2 separate regions of the Mus musculus genome follow, and region 1 is linked to region 2. Evidence: chromatin loops called from intact Hi-C (ENCODE). Cell type or tissue: heart. All regions are shown on one strand. Each heading gives the region's core, and the rest is flanking DNA. Links, peaks and the distances in the headings are about the cores only. Region 1 holds the start of Lmcd1 (LIM and cysteine-rich domains 1). Region 2 overlaps Ssu2 (ssu-2 homolog (C. elegans)).

Evidence for each region. A loop is a pair of places that touch in the nucleus more often than their neighbours do. Peaks named below come from ENCODE experiments on the same cell type or tissue, not always from the same donor. Only the 100,000 strongest peaks of a DNase experiment are listed, where the experiment ranks them.
Region 1: it touches region 2 in a loop (4-fold over the local background); 7 of 42 quality-filtered maps call a loop at or near these places.

Annotation. Positions count from the first base shown.
Region 1 is chr6:112,270,873-112,276,247 of GRCm38, reverse strand. It overlaps Lmcd1 (LIM and cysteine-rich domains 1), which reads right to left and starts at 2,490. Exons shown (of 6, transcript NM_144799.2): 1 at 2,276-2,490. The coding sequence starts at 2,317. In heart, for the core only: a CTCF peak has its summit at 2,658; DNase peaks (open chromatin) are centred at 1,757 and 2,647; H3K4me3 peaks cover 1,799 bases; H3K27ac peaks cover 2,249 bases.
Region 2 is chr6:112,359,455-112,364,829 of GRCm38, reverse strand. Ssu2 (ssu-2 homolog (C. elegans)) reads left to right here. Exons shown (of 12, transcript NM_175525.3): 12 at 5,194-5,375. The coding sequence ends at 5,232. Among named protein-coding and RNA genes, the nearest start is that of Ssu2, 26 kb to the left of the region's middle. In heart, for the core only: a CTCF peak has its summit at 2,021 (motif pointing right); no DNase peak of the experiment used is centred there.

The sequences.
Region 1 (5,375 bases), core at 131-5,130, 89 kb after region 2:
CAAAGCCCGTGGCAGTAAAAAAAAAATTAATAATCACCTGAAGGACAAATTTGTCCTGGTGATTGGTTCCACCTAGTTACAGGCATTTGGTCTTCTTTGTTGCCAAAGAACGTTGGCAATTTCACTATGCTCAGGGACATGCCTGTCCTGGAGAACAATCTCCTTTCCCAAGAGAAAAGCCAGGGATGGCTCAAGAGCAGTCAGTGGCTTGGGACTGTTCCCCACCCGCTGCCCCTGTGGACAAGAGCATGCAACCCACAGAGAGAGGCTGACAGTCACATGATCTCCGAGGCCACTCCAGTTTGGGATTTTATACTTTTTCTTGAAGACCGTTTTATGACTTCCCAGCTGCTGGGGATTCCCACCCCTCCCAACTCGTGGGGGACAGGGCAATGGGGACACTATGAAATCCATGTTAAGCCCTTTCACATTTTGTAAATAGGTCTTTTGCAGTCTGAAACTGATTTAGAATGTCTAAGTGCAATTATGCTCTCTGAAGCCAAATGTTATAACCCACCCCTGACTGCTGATTTTTAAAGTAAATATGCAATAAACTCTTTTCGGATCTTGATAGGACACAGTATTTGTCAGCGCTGAGCCATTTCGCAAGGCCCTCTTGGGTTCCCTTCTCTTCCCTCCACTCTTTAGGGTGAAGACATTGGTTAATCCACCCCCTTGCTGATCTTCCCCAATGGTTAAAATTCCAAGAGGTAAAAGATACCCACCCTTTCATCTTTACCCACTTCATTCTTTCTCTAAGCCTGTAATTGGATCTAAATGGAAAATAAAACCTTCGCAAGCCAAGGAAGTTGGCAACAGACGGTGACATGAAGAGGAACATGTTCCATCTCTAATCCAGAGAATCACACCCTCCTATGCAAGGGACAATAAAAGCAAAGCTTTCTCTAAGTGTGGCCTGGGCTCTTGATGAAGGGGAGGGATCTTTATAGACTTCATCTCACATTCTAGGATGTCAACCGGCTTATAGCAACACACTTGCAAATCATTGACCTCAAACACATGGGGAAAGAGAGCAGGAAAAGTGAAGTCCATATATAATTAGAGACTAGCAGGTATCCCCCACACTCAGGTCTCAGTGCTCTGTGAATTCTGGATGAGAGATGACACTTGATTCTGCAAATAGTCTGGTGAATGCATCAGGGAGATGCCCAGACTAAGTCTGATTGGATGCCATGTGCAGAAGGAATCACTAGGCTCAGGAGTGGGAGGGCAGGAGGTCTGGGGCTTCCCCTCTCCCACCTCCATTCTCCCTGAGCTCTACGGTCTCTTTTTCTCTCCTTTGCTTTTCTACCTCCCACCAAATGTCAGCAAAGGAGAACTTTGCCCTGCAAGATTGAATACTCTGAGAGAATAGCTTAATAATTACTGCTTGGGCATGTTAGCCTACATTATCAAGATTGCTGTTAAAAGTACTGGCTGTCTCTCCTCCTTACATTCTAGATAGGGAAAGAGCGGCTAAGGATTTGAGTTTATCGCTGTTGTACAGCTAAAATGTGCCAGACCAAGGGCCAGGGTTTGAACATCTCTGTCCCCTGCAAGCCACCTCTCTTTCACCCATGCCTCTTATTTCCCCATCTGGGAAGCCATTGCTGCTTTCCTGTCCCCTACGTCTTCTCATAGCCCAGTCTTCTGCTTTCAGTGTACCTCAGGTAAGCAGGCAGCCAGTTTAGAGCTGTAGGCACAGCTGCTGGCCCCGCCTGCAGCAATTTACCCGTGACCTTCTGGGCTCTGGGCCAGCCCTTCTTGAAAGGGAAACGTGCAGACTCTGGGGACAGAAATTAGTTCCCCTGAGCTAGAATGGCTGCTATTGCCAACTGCACCAAAAGAAACTATTCTGTGTGCTGGGGAAACCACACAACTCTGGGAGGCTAGCGAAGGGGGAGGGGCTGCATCACAGTCCCCCAACCTTCACTAAAGGCACATCAGGGGGTTGGAGGGTACAGGCAAGGGAAAGCCAAGACGTTTCCCATGACCACAAATAAGCGTCTATTCCCTCCCTCTAAATTTTAACTTTAGTTCACCTTTAATCAGCATCAATAAAGAACTACGGCACAGTGCAAATACTTTCTTAACAATGGCTTTAAGGGCAATTTGGAGAGGGGTCAACCTGTCACCTCAAATAAGTATTGTCACCTATTCTGTTTTCTGTGCTTTCTGTGGATTTGATGCAACCATTAAAGTGTCCCTAGGTACTCAGTGCGTCTGAGAGCAGTGGGATCTGAAGGATACAGGAATACAGAGGGGTCTCGCTCACCTTTTGCACTCCAGGGTTGAGGTCCTTAGCCACTTTTGCCATCCTGGCGGTGCAGAAACAGCACCTGGCTTCTCAGGCAGGGGCCAGAGGGAGCGCGCAGCCTGGACAGCGCTGCTGAATGGCCAAGTTCAGGTTCCTTTGCCTGTGTGCAGCCGGCGGCTCTGTGCTCAGAGCCGCGCCGCTGCCCGCTTTAATTGGAGAGCGGGACTCCCTCTAAAAAGTGACCAGCCAATGCGCGTGGACACCCACTCCAGGCCAGCCAATCAGAGCAAAAAGCTGCATCCCTCCCTTAGGGTGGCCTCTGCAGGGAGGCTGAGAACTTGGCTAAACTCTACCCTGACGTCAGCTTAGCCGGCTGCCCTGCCACCTCGGGCTCACAGCTGTCCCCTAGGCGGCAGGAATCCCTCCCCACGCCCTTCTCCTTTAAAGGGCAAGGAGCAGAGGGAGGGGCAGAGGAGACCCAGGCAGATCCATTCAGGTCAAAAGAGAGAGCAAATAGGAGAGCCAAGGTATTTTTAGAGAGCTGGGTCCAAAAATAAATGCTGAGCAGTGCTCTCTGCCCACCTCTTCCCCCTTGTCCCAGGGGGGTGCGCGGGGGCAGGTGGTCTCCAGAAGCCTCAACTGACCCTAACCTGGCTAAGGTCTCTAGTAACCAGAGAGAAAAGACTCTAGTACATTATCATTTGTTAAAAACAATAGCCACAAAAATTTTTTTAAAAATTTAAAATATCTTTTTTAAAAATAACTTTTAAACTTCTCAGAGGAAGAAAACAATATTCTTTCTCTCTCTCTCTCTCTCTCTCTCTCTCTCTCTCTCTGTGTGTGTGTGTGTGTGTGTGTGTGTGAGAGAGAGAGAGAGAGAGAGAGAGAGAGAGAGAGAGAGAGAGAGTGCATGTGTGTGGAGGTCAGAGAATAACTTGTGGACATCAATTCTCTCCTTCCACCAAGTGGGCTCCCAGCATCAAACTCTGGTCATCAGGCTTGGCAGCAGCAAATATCCATACCCAGGGAGCCGTTCCCATATTATAGCTTCAAAATTATTTTTATGGTTCCAACTGAGAAAACGAGGAGAGATAGTCAGGTGATCAAAGGTGTGCTCTTCGATAGGACTTGTTTAGTCTAAAACGGTGAGATCGGAACTGGCCCCAGGGGTTGGAGCACGAGACTGTAAAGGATAGACTGTGAAAATTAGTAATTAAGTCTTGCAAGTCTGGATGAGCAAAATCTATCTGTTTCTCACCCTTGGAATGAAGTATCCATGAAACATCTAACAATGGTTTCTGTAAGTTGGCCAGGCTGTTTGCTCCGGAGCTCACGTTGCTCTCGGAGACTGCTTTCCCGACTTCGACTCCCCTGCCACAAGAGAATACAGAACAGGTACCTTTTTATCCAGAACAATCCTGCTTCACCTGTCATGAGGTGAGGAGGCCTTTCTACAACCCACATGGGCAAAATCTCCTGCCAGAAACTGGGATTCCAGTGGGTGAAAGTGAAAGATTGCCTGCAGGAGATCCAATATAGATCTTAAAGTATATCCTTCAGTCTTCTAATCAGAGACTTCCTATTGCTGAGTATTTAACCTGTCGTGCTCTTCCGGAGTCGCAAATCATCGCCAGTCCCTTCTGCCCCAAACCATGATTCCCTTTCCAGACTCCTGGAGAAGGTTTTCCATTGGTGACCTTCCTATATTTCTTTCTCATAGGTGTCTGCTACAATTAGTTTGGCTAACTTTGACTTTTGTTTTTGTACCTTTGACTACAACCATCAAGCATATAAGGGAAGCTCAGAGCACATTAGTTGGATAGATGAATGGTTGGATGGATGGACGAATAAAGACCTGGAGATCTAGTTCTGAGTGTGTGTGTGTGTGTGTGTGTGTGTGTGTGTGTATGAAGAGGCCAGAGGACATCATTGGCCATCGTAAGTCCCAGCCACCATTGATAAGGTCTCTCACTGACCTGGACCCTGTCTGGTAGATTAGGCTAGCTGGCTAGTGAGCTCCAAGAGATCCACCTGTCTTTGTCTCCCCAGTGCTGGGATTATGAGCATGCCATAATCTCATGCCTCACCAGGTTTGGTTTACATAGGTTTGGGGGACTGAGTCTAGGTCTTCATGTTTGCTAGGTTAGCATTTTACCAAGTGATCTCCCTTACTGGGATTCTGACTTTTTTTTTTTTTTTTTTTTTTTTTTTTTTTTTTGGTTTTTCGAGACAGGGTTCCTCTGTATAGGCCTGGCTGTCCTGGAACTCACTTTGTAGACCAGGCTGGCCTCAAACTCAAAAATCCGCCTGCCTCTGCCTCCTGATTGCTGGGATTAAAGGTGTGCACCACCACACCCGGCGGATTCTGACTTTTTATTAACACCAATCAGGACAGGCGAGACCAACAGAACAGGCACACTTCGTCCATTTTGTTCTAACTTCCAAGGTGGGTTGTGTGTGAAATCTTAGAACTTCACTAACATTTCAGCAGAAGTGTGGCCCTGGATGGAAGTGTTCCCATGAGCAGCTCTCTCAGTAGCAGATCCTCAGGACAACAGCGCTAAAGAGAGACATCATGCCAGAAGCTTTCATGTTTCAGAGCAATGAGAACAGAAGCCAGGAGGTGTAACAAAGGCAGGCTTTATCCCTTTCAGCCTGGGCAGAGACCTTCCCAGTGATGTCACTGGCCACTCCTGTCCCAGCCACTTTTCATTTTCCTTGTCTTGAGAAAGCATTGTTCTGGACATCCTGGTAGTTGCATTAACCTCACACTGTGTAGTTTCAGCCTTTCTCTTCTCCTTATCTTTACCTCTGGCTCCAGGAACATTTAAGGATGCAGATGCCACACCTTCTCAGGACAGAGCACTAAGCTACTGTCTTGGGTGCTCTGTCTTCTAATATCTAGAGAATTGCTTACCATGGGCAGACAAGAGATCCCTGCTGTCCTGTAGAACCTGTCCCCATCCCAGCTCCAGATTCCAATTCCTATCCTTTAAATCCTTCTGCAGACCTATGCAGTAAAGGAAGCCCCATAGCCATGGACTTTTATGGCTGCCAAATTAAAGCTTGTGTCTGTTCAGTTACGAGGAGGGAATGCGGCCACTGTATCTCAGCTTCA
Region 2 (5,375 bases), core at 103-5,102:
AGATGCTAGGACCTCTTGGTGCTAGCAACAACCAGTTTTTCATTATGTGGTTATGCTGCCCCCTGGTGGATCTTATTTCTAGATATTTGTGGTAACAGTGGTTAAAATTCTGTAGTTGGCCAGTGTCCTCAGGGGATTCATTTATTTGCAATTAGAGCAGGAAATTAGCCAAAATAGTTGAGCTTTTAAACATATATTTTTAAAACGTGCTTTTGTCAGTTTCACACCTGTGTGCAGTGTAACTTTGACCACATATATCCACTCCAAGTCCCCCTCCCAATCCTTGCACCCCTCCCACTTTCACATCCTCTCTTCTGTGTGTGTGTGTGTCTGTTGCTGACTTTGTTGGATTGGTTTTGTGTAGGTAACAATAGCTTTTGTGAGTTCAAGTGTAATGGCCTTGTCCTGTCCAGGAGACAGCGCTTCATTCCAGGCTGACCTTGAACTTGTACTGCCTCTGGATCGTCAGCATATCCTGCCAGTTTGCAGCACCACAACTGGCTTTGTTGGGTATTAAAATAACATCTGTCAGCTTGTTGTGGCTTTGTGTGACTGTAACAAAATACTGGAGGCAACTAACTTTTGAAAAAAAATTAGATTTATTTAATTTTAAGTATGAAGGTTCAAGGCTGGGTGGGAGGTTAGTGTTGCCCTGATTTGACATACACAGAGGGAGTAGATTTATGGCTTCAAAGTGAGCAGAAGGAGGGAGAAAACAAATCCCTTCAGGGACACCCTTCCAATGACTGGAGAACTTCCCATTAAGGTCAACCTCCTAAAGTTCCTACAACCTCCTTGTAACAATGCCCTGTGAGCCAAACCTTTGGTACTGGTTTTGTGGGACAACAACACATGATTAGGTCTCAGTTCTGGCTTCCCATGGCTGGACCTCTTCAAACCTCAGTTTTTCCTTTCTCTATCCTCCCTCCCTCCCTTCCTCCTTCTTCCCTTCCTTCCTAAACATTAACATACATGCCTAGAATAACTATTAATAATTTTCACTCTATTAGTATGTCTCATGCCCTTCCCTCTTCTAAGGAAGCCACTTTCCCCTCCTGCAGTTATGGTCATGTCTGTTTTGTGCGTGTGACCTACTGAATTTAGTTAGTGGAAGCCTGAGCTTGAGTGGAGCCTATTGACTGGCAACATACCCATGGCAATACCATTGGAAAAATGAGCTCTCTTCTTCCAGCAACTAGCAGCTATCAATAACTATTAATAGTCCCCCAGGGAAGGACACTGGGACCTCCCTGGCCAACAGCATTTAGGGAGGTATTTTCACTTAGGAACCCATGGCTGCCCTCCTCCTCCTCCTCCTCCTCCTCCTCCTCCTCCTCCTCCTCCTCCTCCTCCTCCTCCTCCTCCTCCTCCTCCTCCTCCTCCTCCTCCTCTTCTTCTTCTTCTTCTTCTTCTTCTTCTTCTTCTTCTTCTTCTTCTTCTTCTTCTTCTTCTGTTTTTCGAGACAGGGTTTCTCTGTGTAGCCCTGGCTGTCCTGGAACTCACTTTGTAGGCCAGGCTGGCCTCGAACTCAGAAATCCGCCTGCCTCTGCCTCCCAAGTGCTGGGATTAAAGGCGTGTGCTACCATGCCCGGTCAAACCCATGACTTCTAAGAGAAGTATTGTCCACCCACACAGAGCACCCCTATTCAAATTATTATCTTTATTTTCAAAATACAGTTTAGATTACCATATAAAATAATATGTTTTCAATTTTTTCATGCATCCTTATGTGTGGGTTACTTCCCCTCCTCTCCCCTTCCATTTACTTTTCCACTGGTGTTTTCTAGCCCTCTTCCTTCATATCATATATGTCCTTTTAGCAAACCTCAGTTTCTTTGTCTATGAAATATGAAATTGCTTTATTCTAGATGCCCTATGATGCCTATCACCTTTTTATTTTTTATTTATTTATTTTTTGCATGGAGGAAGGTGAGGAAAGCAGGAGATCTCACACAGGACCTCAAGATTGGGACTTCAGAAAGCAGAACGCTTTGGATAAGCTGTGAGGCCACAGCTTTGTCCATCAGGGGGCAGCAGATGCTCACACATGAACCCTGCCCAGCACTTGTTTTCTTATCCCAGCAGGTAAACATGCAAGCTTCCTGCATCCACACTTTCCCCAGGTGCCACGTGCGTGCGGCTGTGGCCATTTTATAAAGATGACACCTAATGCTTTTACCGTGCCATTTGACTTTATGATCTATGTTGTACCCATTTCATAGAACAGGAGGAGGCTGAAGCCTAGAGAGTGTGAAAAACTTACTCCAGGCCCAACTTCAACCCAACGCTTGGTGGGTGAAGCTGGGCAGGACAGTGTGCCTGCCATGGGGTCCTCAGGAACAGTGGCAATTGTTAGGAGACCTTGGATGGCAGCTACTGGCTAGAAGTGGACCAAGTGACTGGTGTTCATAGAGGGAAGTTTTGGGTTTACCTTATCTTGTTGTCAAAGCTGACTTTGCCTCTTGGCAGGGAGACTGGGCCCAGTTCACCCCCTGAACCACTCCTCAGGGTAGAATTCTTCGACTGTTTCTGTCATTGCCTGGACAGAATAAGGGGATTAATTATACCCTGGGTGGAACTTCTTGCTGCCCACCATTCGTGGAACAGACTCACAGTATGATATGATATACTGTTGCGCTCACCTCCTCCAGCAAGAAAAACGCAACACGGTCGGATTTTTCTCAACAGCCTTCTTTATTTCAGGAACACCTCCATGCTACGGGAACCTTGGAAACCCAGCGAGGACTGCTTATATACACCCCAGCACTGGGGAGAGCTATGTGTCCTCCTGGGATTGGTCAGTCTGCCGGCACTTTGATTTGTTTGCACCCGCTCAGGAGGGGTTGGCGCCAGATTCGGGCTAGCGCCTGCGCAGTGGCGTTGTTTATGGCGACGGTGTACCTGAGGCCGGTGCCATCTTTTAGGCACCCGGCTGCTACAGTATATAGAACGCTCACATACAACATGCTTGGTCCCTAGCTGGTAGCTCTAGTCTGGAAGGTTATGGAAGCTTTGAAAAGTAGGGCCTTGCTAGCACAAGTCAGTGGTTAGTGGCAGGTCTTCAAACGTTACACTGGCGCCTGGTTCCCGTTCCCCATCGCACTGTTTTCTGGTCTGCAGTGATGGGAACAATCATTATGAACTGAAATGCCCTGCCGTGCTTTCTCTACCATGATAGACTGACACCCTCTGCAAGAGTGAGCTCAGGTTTCTTCTTTCAGGTGTCCTATGCCACAACAATGCAAAACTAACATGGAAAATGTTTGTGTTATGTCCTACAAGGGAGAAGAAGCACAAACAGCAAAATAACCAATGACCAGACGAGTGTTTGTGTATATGCTAGACTCTGGGTGTCTCCAAGTCTTTCACTGGAAGACAGTGAGTTTGTGGGACAGTGGGACATGCCAGGAAACTTGGTAAGGTAGAGCAGGTCTGAGACCCTGACACTCGGGTACCTACCTGAGATGGTAGGTGTTACCTCCGTGCCCCCTGCCCAATTCCTGGCCTGGAACATGTGTCCATGCTGCCCACTCAAAAGTCAATATTATGTGTCTTCTTTGGTCTTAATTTTTAAGACAGAGTCTCTCACTGTACTCACAACTCACAGGATGGCTAGACTGACGGATTAACAAGTTTAGGGATCTCCCTGTCCCTGCTTACCCAGGTATTGGGTTTATAGGTTTTCAGCCATGCTGCACTTCTTACATGGGTGTGGGAGATTGGACTCAGATACTCATGCTTGTGTGGAAAGTGTGTTCTTTACCAACTGAGCCACCTCTCTAGCCTCAGGATGCTCTTAGAAAGAGTGAATGAGGAGAGCCAGGCTGCAAAAGCCAGTCTAACCTCCCCTCAGGCATTGACGTATAGATGTAGGCACATGGCTTAGAGTCTGTGGCTGTTTGTGGGCATGAGGGAATCTGAACTCTCACTGGGAAACAGATCAGATCTGATTATAGAAACATGAAAATCCTCCCGGCTCCAAGCATCTGCTTATTTTTCTCATTCCTCCAGCTTGGCTCGGAGCATTCTCTCAAAGAAAGATCTGCTCAGTGGCTGCTCCTCACAAAGATGGCAAAGCCCCACCTTCGCTTTGCCCTGGAGCGCCTCTCTGTAAGTAGAGCAAATGATCCACGAAGGAATGGGATTCGTATCGATCGATAGACACATGTTTATCCAGATCAATTAGGGAAAATTATCATTGCAATGGTCCCCAAGCAGGGGTTTACAGATAATAAGGGTTTTGAGCAGCGTAATGTGAATGACAAACATGGAAAATGAGATGAGAAAGCTGCTTAGCAGATGCTCTCTTGGGAGGGCAATGCACAGCCAGGAGAGATGATGGGGTGACCCTGGAACGAAGGGCAGGATGCTTATAATGAAGGAAGGAGCCGTTCAAAGTGAGAAGGGAGCAGACTTAAGCAAAGGGGCGGCGTGCTGTGATGAAGGAGGCTGATCCGTCTGCTGGTGACCTCAGGGGAACTCGAGGTTCTGGGTGCTGGGAACCTGCACACTGTCAGCAGAAACTATTGAGGAAGTCACACATGCGTGGAGGGCTGGCTCTATTCTATTTGTATTATTCCTCATCAGCTCTTCAGTGTTTTTCTATTTTGTGTGTGTGTGTGTTTGTGCGTGTGCATGCGTGCGCGCATGCGCACATGGTCCACGAGATCCTACTTGGACTCCTCTATATCTTCTGACTTCCTTTAGGTTTGGCCAATGAGCAATGTCTTCTGGGTTTAACCAATGAAAAGTTTCCTTTAGGCGTGACCAATGGGAAGTTTCCTTTGTGTTTGACCAATAAGATGTTTTTCTTTGCTCCTGACTAAAAGGAAGTGTCATTTGAGTTTGATTGATAAGTCAGTTTGTGTCTGGTCAGCAGGATGGCTGTATATTGGAATTTTGTATCTCTTCTTCGAAATTCATAGCTGACACCTTAACCCCCAAGTATTAAGGTATTAAGAGGGTAGCACCTTTGGGAAGTAACTAGGTTGGGTGGATGAGGATGAGCAGTCTGTATGGAATTTGTTAGTGCTTCTTTTCAAGGTCTTGATTCTACTTCAGCTCCTGCCCCTGCCTGAAAGCCATTCTCCCATTTATCTCCTGGGCAAGGCCAATGCTTGTTAGGGATCAAGTACAATATGGGAGAGTTTTTCTGGCTCCAAGTATAGTACATGTTTGTTTTCTGTTTTCCAGATGTTTTTCTACTCTGGGGGCCCCTTTCACCACTCCTAGGAAAGTGACATGATGACCTTGGACTTGAGTTCCAAGGAATGCTGAAGAATTTTGGCAGCTTGATGGTATGTTGGTGCCAGGCACTTGGTAAAGCCACCACATCTTGAATTCACTCATCTGCCCCACAGCTTCCTCTGAGGGAT